Regions from separate parts of the Homo sapiens genome. Here region 1 is linked to region 2. Evidence: chromatin loops called from intact Hi-C (ENCODE). Cell type or tissue: CD14-positive monocyte. All regions are shown on one strand. Each heading gives the region's core, and the rest is flanking DNA. Links, peaks and the distances in the headings are about the cores only.

Region 1 (5,385 bases), core at 322-5,321, 85 kb after region 2:
GGTTTCATCCCACTTAGGCTAATTCCTCGTACAGAAGCCATTCTCAACCCCCAAATTCAAGTGAGGTGCTCCCTTTTATATGCCCTCTAAGCATTCCGTATTTTCCTTTTCCTAACACTTATCACCAATAGCGAAATCATCTGATTAATTTTGTTGATTCACTGGAATGAAGCTCAAGGGAAGGAGCCACATCTATCTATTGCACCCTTACAGAGCCAAGCACATAGTAACTGCTTACTGCATAGTTATTCGATGAGTGAATACATGAGGAAGTTCATGTACGCATGTATGCATGGAGGGATGGGTGGATGGAGGGAGGGAGCAAAGGAAAGAAGGAAGGAATAAATTTTGAGTCATTGTTTCAGTCAAGCTGGGGTCTCAGAGTAGCTCTTACTGGCCCTGATAAATTCTTTCTCCCATTTCCCACAGTGGCTATTTCAAACTTTCACCCTATCCTCAAGGCCCCTTACCTCAGTCCTCTGCCCTCTCAGCAAAGCATGTGCCTCCTTCTTTGCAGAAGAAATCGAAACTAGAGACCATTAGGCAGGAAGCCCTTCAACTTCCTGCCCACTATCTTCAAACTGGTAACTTTTCTCCACCACCAGCTGTCTTTCCTCCTTCTCTTTTCCCTCAGAGGATGAAGTGTCCCTCCTCCCAGTCAAGACCTGTGCCACTAACTCTGCTCTGAGTCCCACTAGCCCAGGCTCGTCAATCACCTCCCTTCTCTTCATGTCTTCCCTCCACTGAATCCTTTCCTTGGCCTACCATAGCTTAGGTCTTTCCCTACTTGAATAACAAAAACAAAATACTCTCTACTTTTTCATGACCCTTTACATACCGCCCTACCATTCTTTTTCCCATTCAAATTGCAACGTCTGAAGAGAAGAGTCTATTTTTATTGTTTCTCCTTCCTCACCTTCAGATTGCATTGCAGTGTTGCCCACTGAACTCATTATAGTTCCCATCTCAAAAAATAGTAGCCTGCTCAGCTTCTCACCAAGACACAAACCTGAGGTCTTGGTAGCTATTGCAAAATTACTTCCTAAAAAGGGTTGTACAGGCTTGTTAAATATTTAATCTTATGAGAGAGCTTCAGGTAACTCTGTCTCCACATCCTTAACACTCATCTTCTTTTCTTCCTTAAGAGTTTTACTAGAAACCATGTGTTTTGTTTTTATTATTTTTATTTTTCTCAATATATGAGGAAACCAAAGAAGCCAACCATGTGTCTTGTTTTATTGGAGTAACCGGAACTTACTCTTTAAAACCTTTCCCTTTCCTGGGGAGACTCTATGGTCCTGGGATTATGACTTCCTTTGATCTGAATTTTTTCCCGTTACAATTCTGTTTTTCTACAGACTAGAAACATGGGCGGGCACAGACAGGATCTGGTTCTATTTCTTCTTCTTTTTTTTAAAAGTGAAAGCGAGTTCATTAAGAAAGTAAAAGAATAAGATCCAACTTTGTTACTTTATCCCAATCATCCAGACATATCACCAAATACTTCCTGTTAGAATTAAATCAAAATAGTAGTTTTTTAAAAGGTTGCTTCAGCTACTTCCTAAAAAGTGGAATTGTTAAGAAGGCAAATCAAGATTTTATCAGCAGTTAATCACTTCTTTATTTCTCGGTAAGAAGTTACAGCCAACCATCAGGACAGCCTTTTTGGAATTGTTACACATGGGTGGTTAAGGAGGGAGAGAAGAAAGATACAATACTGTATGCTTACCTGTCATCAGCACTCATAATATACTGAAATTGGCTGAGCATGGTGGTTCACACCTGTAATCCCAGCACTTTGGGAGGCCGAAGCAGGTGGATCACCTGAGGTCAGGAGTTTGAGACTAGCCTGACCAACATGGTGAAACCCCGTATCTACTAAATACAAAAAATTAGCCCGGCGTGGTGGTGCATGCCTGTAATCCTAGCTACTTGGGAGGCTGAGGCAGGAGAATTGCTTGAACCTGGGGGGTGGAGGTTGCAGTGAGCTGAGATTGCACCACTGCACTCCAGCCTGGGTGACAAAAGTGAAACTCCATAAAAAAAATTATATATATATAAGTGATCTGTCTGGTGTTACTACCTGCCTCTGTCATCAGACAGTGGATTGTGCTATCTTCCTGAGTGTAAGTCTGAGACATCCTGGGGAGTCTGCCAAAGATGACCTAGCTCAGTACTTCTCAACCAGGGTGAATGTGGGAGAATTTTGTCCCTCAAGGGACATTTGGCAATATCTGGATACATTTTTGGCTGTCACAACTGGACAAGTGTTACTGGCACCTAGTGGGCAGATACCAGGAATGCTGGCAAACATCTTACAATGCACAGAACAGCCCCCTACAAAAAAGAATTATGTGGCCCAAAATGTCAATAATGTCAAGACTGAAAAACATTGATCTAGACTGCCTATTATGACCGCTTCTATTAATTCATGTGGAAACAACTAACAGAAGGAGAACAAATCTGGAATATGTCTAGTGATTTTAAACTCCTAGAAAGAATGTCCTCCTAGGCTGTATGCTCCAAGAGGCCAGAGACTGTATCTGCCTTGCTGACAGCAGAGTCTAGCACAGCGCCAGGCATGTTGTGGTTGTGCGATGACTGTATTCATGTAATCCATTTTACAAAACATATCTTAAACATTAATTAGACCACAGCCTCTGTCTTCTCTAACATCCCCTTCATCACATTTCTGTTTTTGTTGGGTGGCATCTCAGTTATGGGCATTTTGAGGTCTGGCCAAGGGGAAGTAGAAATGGGAAGTACTTAGTTGGGGTTAGTGGGATACATGTATGAGGGTTGAACTTATTCTGTCAGAGGGATTATAGGGCATGGGCTGGACCAATCAGAAGCACTGTAGAAATGAATGCCTAGGTATTTCCGTGTACAAACCAGGACAGGGTAAGTGCTTAATAAACATTTGTTGAATAGATGGATGAATGGTTGGAAGGCTGAATGAACAGGAACTTGAAAGCCCTGGGGTCACAGACATTTTTATCTTTTAGTGGTTGAGAATGTTTTTGGAAATGATGGATATGTGGAAAGTGAACAGCTAGTATATATCATGTTGAAGAGTACAACTGAGTTTTTGTGCGGCAGCATATGACACCAGAGTGATATAGGACATATTTCCTCTTCTTCTACCTTTAGCTTTTATTCCACAGCTCTTGTTTAGCCTTTGTATACATATTCTAAGTTCTCCCTCCACAAAAAGGACCAATGGACCTCCCTTCATCTTGTACTTTGTCCTTATCATCTTTTCTTTCTCCTTATCTTAACCAAACCAGGTTTTTAAAAATGACCTGAGGCTTATATAATTTGGAGTATTCTCATGAAAAAGAAAAATAATAAAAGAACAAAACTGGAAATACAAATAGGAACAAAAATAAATTCAATTAGAATAAAAAAAAAGAAATCCCAGGGAATTAGTTCAGGTTAAAAAAATACAAATACTACAAAGAACATGACAGCATAAAAAATAGCAGCATAATTTTAGTTAATTAAATGCCTTCGTGCTTCCACAATACTTTGCTACTGAATAGCTCTGGCTGTTGTTCACTTCCAACCTGCTTTCTCCTCTGCTTCCCACCTGCAGCCCGATTGCAACATGTCCATGGCCATTGCCAGTGAGTCAGTGCAGAGGGCAGCAAGAATATTCCTGGATGCCATTTCTTCACTGAAGTGGGTAGCGGGAACTTCACACACAAGAGTTTGCAACCCTCATACATGTATCCCGCTAACCCCAACTAAGTACTTCCCATTTCTACTTCCCCTTGGCCAGACCTCAAAATGCCCATAACTGAGATGCCACCCAACAAAAACAGAAATGTGATGAAGGGGATGTTAGAGTAGACAGAGGCTGTGGTCTAATTAATGTTTAAGATATGTTTTGTAAAATGGATTACATGAATACTGCTAGGGCTCCTCCAGGGCCATCCAAGAAGCCCTGAAGCTTCAGCTTCATCACTTTCACGGGAAATCTGCCTCTGATCCAAACTTTGTGAAACAATGGTTTATACAGTCTCCACTTTGTTACCTTCTAATAACTTGCTTCTAAATACATTGTAAATGCACACACAAGACATGAGCCACTTTTACAGGAAAGCATTTTTTTTTTACAGGACAAGACATTATTAATAAAGCTAAAATGTATCTACTCTCTCCAATCTCACTCCCTCTCTGACTGTGTCTCTCAACACCCAATCCCCTTGTTCACTCCACACTACCCACTCGCCACCTCCTTGCTGTTGTTTATGTATGGCAGGCAAATCCCTGCCCCAGGGCCTTTGCTCTGGCTCTTTCCTCTGTCTGGGTCCCTCCTACCCCAGATACCCTCTTGGCCACCTCTCTCCTCCAAGTCTTTACTCAGATGTGACCTACTTATCACCTTATAAATGAAGTTCACCCTTTTGCCCCTACCAGTACTTGTGACTCCCCTTACCTTATTCTAGGTTTTCTCCTCTGTCATGGCAGTTATCATCTCCTTACATACTATACAGTGTGTTCTGTTAGTGTGTTGATTGCTTACGTTTTTTCACCCCACTCTAATGCAAGCTCTGTTAAGGTAGGGATCTTTGCTGCATGTACCATAGATATGCTAATTCTTCTCTCTTCAAACCTCCAGCATCAGCTAATGGCTCCAGGACCAAACTACACTTTACCTATCATTCTCCAGGCCATCCCCCATCCACTACAGCCCCTCACCCTCCTGTCGTTTCGGGTCCTAAACCGGTCTGCATCGATATGCGCTGTTCAATCTTACCTTTTTTAAAAGAATTTAGGGATGCTTGTACTCAGTATGGTCCTACTTCTCCTTATGTTAAGATGGTTTTACAAACTTTTCGTACTGAAGTCACTTACTTCCCTTAGATTGGGACCTTTTGGCAAAAGCTGTTCTAACCCCATCTCAGCATTTACAATTCCGTATTCCATACCTGGTGGTCAGAAGAGGCCCATTTGCAGGCTCAGCTAAATAGCAGTAATGGCATTCTAATTACTCAGGCTCAGCTCACAGGCTCCGATAGTTTCTCTGATGCTTATGCCCAGTTAAACTTTGATGCCCTTACCACAGAACAAGTAACAAAGGTGTGTATGAGAGCTTGGGATAAATTACACGCTCCAGGCCAAGCTCCTGTTCCTTTTACCATAGTTAAACAAAGTCACTCTGAATTATACCCAGATTTTTTGGCTAAATTACAAGATGCTGTTCAAAAATCTGTCTCTGATGAGCGCACTCAAGGCATTCTCCTTTATATGTTAGCTTTTGAAAATGCAAACCATGAATGTAAAATGGCCATGCATTCTGTCCAACGCAAAATTTACCTGATCACGAGGTGTTGCCTGCATATATTAAAGCTTGTGAAGGCATTGGATCAGATACCCACA
Region 2 (5,385 bases), core at 214-5,213:
TGTATTGTTTGAGGAAATTTAGTTCATTAAAATTGTAGTAAACTTTGTTGCCACGGTTTGAATGTATTTGTCCCTCCAAAATTCATATGTTGGAAACTTTTTTTTTTTTAATGAGATGGAGTCTCACTCTATCACCCAGGTTGGAGTGTAGTGGTGCAATCTCAGCTCACTGCAACCTTTGCCTCTTGGGTTCAAGTGATTCTCCTGCCTCAGACTCCCGAGTAGCTGGGACTACAGGCACGTGCCACCACACCTGACTAATTTTGTATTTTTAGTAGAGACAGGGTTTCACTATGTTGGCCAGGCTGGTCTCGAACTCCCAACCACAGGTAATCCACCTGCCTCGGCCTCCCAAAGTGCTGGGATTACAGGTGTGAGCCACTGTGCCTGTCCTATATGTTGGAACTTAAACCCCAAAGCGATAGTATTGAGAGGTGGGGCCTTTTGGGAAATGATTAAGTCATGAGCACTCTGCTTTCATATATGGGATTAATGCCCTTATAAAAGAGACTTCAAAGAGTTATCTGGCCCTTTCTTGCCCTTCCACTATTCTGCCATGTGAAGACAGTGTTCATCTCCTCTGGAGGATGCAGCAACAAGGCCCCACCTTGGAAGCACAGAGTGAGCCCTAACCAGACCGAGAGTCTGCTGGCACCTTGATCTTGGACTTCCCAGCTTGCAGAACCATAAGAAATAAATTTCCACTACTTATAAATTGCCCAGTTTAAGATATTTTTGTTATAGCAGCCAGAATGAACTGAGATATTTGTGTTTCTGATTTAAACTATGCAATTGATTTACATTTGTGCATTTGTGATTTTAGTTGGAAATCTTAATTTACATGAAGAATTGAATAATTTAAGACAACTTAAGAATGACCACACTTAGAAGTTTAATGTATTAGGTTTACAAGCCTTTAAGTATTTGGGAAGTTTATTTGCTGATTAAAATACTTTAAAACAAAACTAAATATATTACATTTATAAGTTAGAATAATAAGGGAATCAACTTATAAATTTGTAAAATGAGTCAAATTATTATTATTATTATTATTTTACTTTTGAGACAGGATGTTGCTCTGTGACCAAGGCTGAAGTGCAGTGGTACGATCTCGGCTCACTACAACCTTTACTTCCCTGCTCAAGCGATCCTCCAGCCTCAGCCTCCTGAGTAGCTGGGACCACAGTCATGAGCCACCATGCCCGGCTCATTTTTGTATTTCTTGTAGAGATGGGGTTTCGCCATGTTGCTCAGGCTGGTCTCGAACTCCTGAGCTCGAAGTGATCCACTTGCCTCGGCCTCCCAAAGTGCTAGGATTCCAGGTGTGAGCCACCATGCCTGGCCATGAGTTAAATCTTATTAATAGTCCTCAAGAAGGGTAGTTAAAATTTGCCTAATTTGTAAGCAGAACAGTAAGATTTGTAAGCTGAACTGAACTTAAGGCTGACTTAGGTTTTAAATTTATTTATTTAATAAATTGAATATGAGTTCTTAAAAGCAATATGGCCTATGAATAAATTTTTATGTGCAAAAACCATCTTCAAGGAAATAAATTATAAAGGAGAACTCCTAACTCTCATTGATTGGCAGGTAGTTTGCCTAGGTCACACAACTAGCAAGCAGCAGAGGCAGTATTCAAACCAGAAAGCCTCATGCCCAACACACTGTACCCAACCAGAAAGTAAAACCACCTGCATTACTTTATTTTTTATTGACATAAATTTTCTTTCCCACTAGACTGTAAGCAACACGGTTGCAGACACTTCCTTTCATCTCTGTATCCCCAGTCCTTAGCACAGAGCTTTTGTGGCACCTAGCAGGAACTCAACGAATATGCATTGAGTGAAGGAGAGAAGAGAACCCGGGGGGAACGGTATCCTGGCGTCCAGGAGGAGAGAGTATTTCAAGTGTCAAATGCCACAGGCAGTTGTATTAGCCAGGGATCTTCAGAGAAACCACACCTTGAATATATATATTGTTTCCTTTTTTCTCTTTTAATAGGAATTGGCTCACATGATCATGGAGGCTGAGAAGTCTCATGATCTGGTGACTGCAAGCTGGAGTACCAGGGAAGCTGGTGGTGTAGGTCCCGGTCTGAGTCAGAAGGCCTGAGAACTGGGAGGCTGGTAGTACAAGTGTCCTGACCCATAACCACAGGCCTGATGTCCAACAGCAAGAGGGAATGGATGTCCTAGCACCATCCTAGCCTGGGGCTTCAGGGAGGCCTTTCCCAAGGTGGTGATGACTGGAGATGGGCAATAGGAGGGTGTTAGGGTGAGGTAGATGACAGAGACTAGGGCAATCCAATCAGTAAGATGGCCTGAGGAAGTAGAGCTGCATTTACAAAAATGAGAAATCCCAAGGGGACTGCTTTAGAAGCAGTCTGTGGTGACTGGAGTCCAAGCTGTGAGACTTGGTGACAGAGTGTGGCCAGGTAGGTTGGCAAGACACAAGCCAATCATGAAGGGCCTTGTCCACAAGGACTTTGACCCCGGACTTTAGCCTTGTGGGGGTGGTACACCCCCGAGGGGTTTAAAGCAAGGCTGTGATGTCACCGGCGTTGGCTTTTAAGTAGCTCGTTCAGGCGCTTCTCATCCTTCTTTCTTTTGCGTCCGCTCATCTTCATATCTTGTGACACATAAACTACATGTGATTAAAGTGGTGACACTAAAAACAGGAACTGGTAGTAGGCTGACATTTACGCATGCATAGTCCGTCATCTGCTGCCATGTGACAAGCAGTTCTGCAGGTGCACTTTATGGCCCATTCTCTACCATGGTTGTTGCTCCTCCTTGGTCTTTTCATAGGTAAGTCCACCCCTCCACTGCCTCCCAGGCTCGTCTATTTGCTGCGTACACTGGTTTACTCTAGGAATGTGCAATTTTCATTGAGGTGCTGCCTCTATGGGAGCCAGGCTCTGTGTGTGCGTGTGTGTGTGTGTGTATGTGTGCGCACGTGCGCGTGGGTGCGTAAGTCTGTGCGCATGTGCTATAACCTCAGGTCACGCAGCTCTAGACGGTGTCCTTGTGACCCTCACATCTCTTTGACTAATGTATCACAAGGAGCCTGAGCATTTCCAGAGAGGCTGAATTGTGGAGGCATGAGATGGAGGATCAGCCACAGTCAGTTCCAAGACGCATGTAGTCTGCAGCATGTCATTTCAGTCATGTTTCCAGAGATGTCCAGGTTTTTAAAGACCTGTGGTGATGTAGTGCCTTGGGATTTGTGTTTTGTATCTGGTTCTCTTGCATCTCTTTCCCCTTCCTCCCTCTCCTGCCAGCCGCTGGGAGTCACCCTTCACCCTGAGTTGGGCCTTTCATGTCCCATAAGTGGTTTCAGTGGGGGAGCTCAAGCCTGGCACACTGGTAATTCCTGTCCCTGTGGATTCTCACTGCTCACCTCTAAGAACCTGACAGATGACAGGGGGATGGGCCTGGGACTTGGAGGCTAGGGGAACACAGATCTTGAGATATTCATGATGAGGGGACAGGTTCTGCTCTTAGTCTCCAGAGTTTCAAGCTTTCACTTTTATTCTCCATCAGGAGAAAACCAGCACGTTCTGTTCTTTTTTTTTTAATTATACTTTAAGTTTTAGGGTACATGTGCACAATGTGCAGGTTAATTACATTTGTATACATGTGACATGCTGGTGCGCTGCACCCACTAACTCGTCATCTAGCATTAGGTATATCTCCCAATGCTATCCCTCCCCCCTCCCCCCACCCCACAACAGTCCCCAGAGTGTGATGTTCCCCTTCCTGTGTCCATGTGTTCTCATTGTTCAATTCCCACCTATGAGTGAGAATATGCGGTGTTTGGTTTTTTCTTCTTGCGATAGTTTACTGAGAATGATGATTTCCAATTTCATCCATGTCCCTACAAAGAACATGAACTCATCATTTTTTATGGCTGCATAGTATTCCATGGTGTATATGTGCCACATTTTCTTAATCCAGTCTATCATTGTTGGACATTTGGGTTGGTTCCAAGTCTTTGCTATTGTGAATAGTGCCGCAGTAAACATACGTGTGCATGTGTCTTTATAGCAGCATGAATTATAGTCCTTTGGGTATATACCCAGTAATGGGATGGCTGGGTCAAATGGTATTTCTGTTTCTAGATCCCTGAGGAATCATCACACTGACTTCCACAATGGTTGAACTAGTTTACAGTCCCACCAACAGTGTAAAAGTGTTCCTGTGTCTGTTCATGTCCTTCACCCACTTTTTGATGGGGTTGTTTGTTTTTTTCTTGTAAATTTGTTTGAGTTCATTGCAGATTCTGGATATTAGTCCTTTGTCAGATGAGTATGTTGCAAAAACTTTCTCCCATTTTGTGGGTTGCCTGTTCACTCTGATGGTAGTTTCTTTTGCTGTGCAGAAGCTCTTTAGTTTAATTAGATCCCATTTGTCAATTTTGGCTTTTGTTGCCATTGCTTTTGGTGTTTTAGACATGAAGTCCTTGCCCGTGCCTATGTCCTGAATGGTAATGCCTAGGTTTTCTTCTAGGGTTTTTATGGTTTTAGGTTTAACGTTTAAGTCTTTAATCCATCTTGAATTGATTTTTGTATAAGGTGTAAGGAAGGGATCCAGTTTCAGCTTTCTACATATGGCTAGCCAGTTTTCCCAGCACCATTTATTAAATAGGGAATCCTTTCCCCATTGCTTGTTTTTGTCAGGTTTGTCAAAGATCAGATAGTTGTAGATATGCGGCGTTATTTCTGAGGGCTCTGTTCTGTTCCATTGATCTATATCTCTGTTTTGGTACCAGTACCATGCTGTTTTGGTTACTGTAGCCTTGTAGCATAGTTTGAAGTCAGGTAGCATGATGCCTCCAGCTTTGTTCTTTTGGCTTAGGATTGACTTGGCGATGCGGGCTCTTTTTTGGTTCCATATGAACTTTAAAGTAGTTTTTTCCAATTCTGTGAAGAAAGTCATTGGTAGCTTGATGGGGATGGCATTGAATCTATAAATTACCTTGGACAGTATGGCCATTTTCATGATATTGATTCTTCCTACCCATGAGCATGGAATGTTCTTCCATTTGTTTTTATCCTCTTTTATTTCCTTGAGCAGTGGTTTGTAGTTCTCCTTGAAGAGGTCCTTCACGTCCCTTGTAAGGTGGATTCCTAGGTATTTTATTCTCTTTGAAGCAATTGTGAATGGGAGTTCACTCATGATTTGGCTCTCTGTTTGTCTGTTATTGGTGTATAAGAATGCTTGTGATTTTTACACATTGATTTTGTATCCTGAGACTTTGCTGAAGTTGCTTATCAGCTTAATGAGATTTTGGGCTGAGACAATGGGGTTTTCTAGATATACAATCATGTCATCTGCAAACAGGGATAATTTGACTTCCTCTTTTCCTAATTGAATACCCTTTATT

What was found. Hi-C counts contacts between places; a loop is a spot of excess contacts. Peaks named below come from ENCODE experiments on the same cell type or tissue, not always from the same donor. Only the 100,000 strongest peaks of a DNase experiment are listed, where the experiment ranks them.
Region 1: it touches region 2 in a loop (2.0-fold over the local background); 3 of 110 quality-filtered maps call a loop at or near these places.

What each region holds. Positions count from the first base shown.
Region 1 is chr1:160,702,749-160,708,133 of GRCh38, reverse strand. All of the region lies in intron 1 of CD48 (CD48 molecule), which reads left to right. LOC124904439 (endogenous retrovirus group K member 18 Env polyprotein) reads right to left here. Exons shown (of 1, transcript XM_047438433.1): 1 at 2,776-5,385. Among named protein-coding and RNA genes, the nearest start is that of CD48, 6.4 kb to the left of the region's middle. In CD14-positive monocyte, for the core only: a CTCF peak has its summit at 2,320 (motif pointing left); DNase peaks (open chromatin) are centred at 1,013, 2,193, 2,793 and 3,663; H3K4me3 peaks cover 4,832 bases; H3K27ac peaks cover 4,883 bases.
Region 2 is chr1:160,787,217-160,792,601 of GRCh38, reverse strand. It overlaps LOC105371470 (a long non-coding RNA gene), which reads left to right and starts at 2,740. Exons shown (of 3, transcript NR_188636.1): 1 at 2,740-2,807. RefSeq lists enhancers at 2,261-2,380, 2,411-2,480, 2,531-2,650 and a silencer at 2,981-3,173. In CD14-positive monocyte, for the core only: no CTCF peak of the experiment used is centred there; DNase peaks (open chromatin) are centred at 2,091 and 2,661; H3K27ac peaks cover 1,426 bases.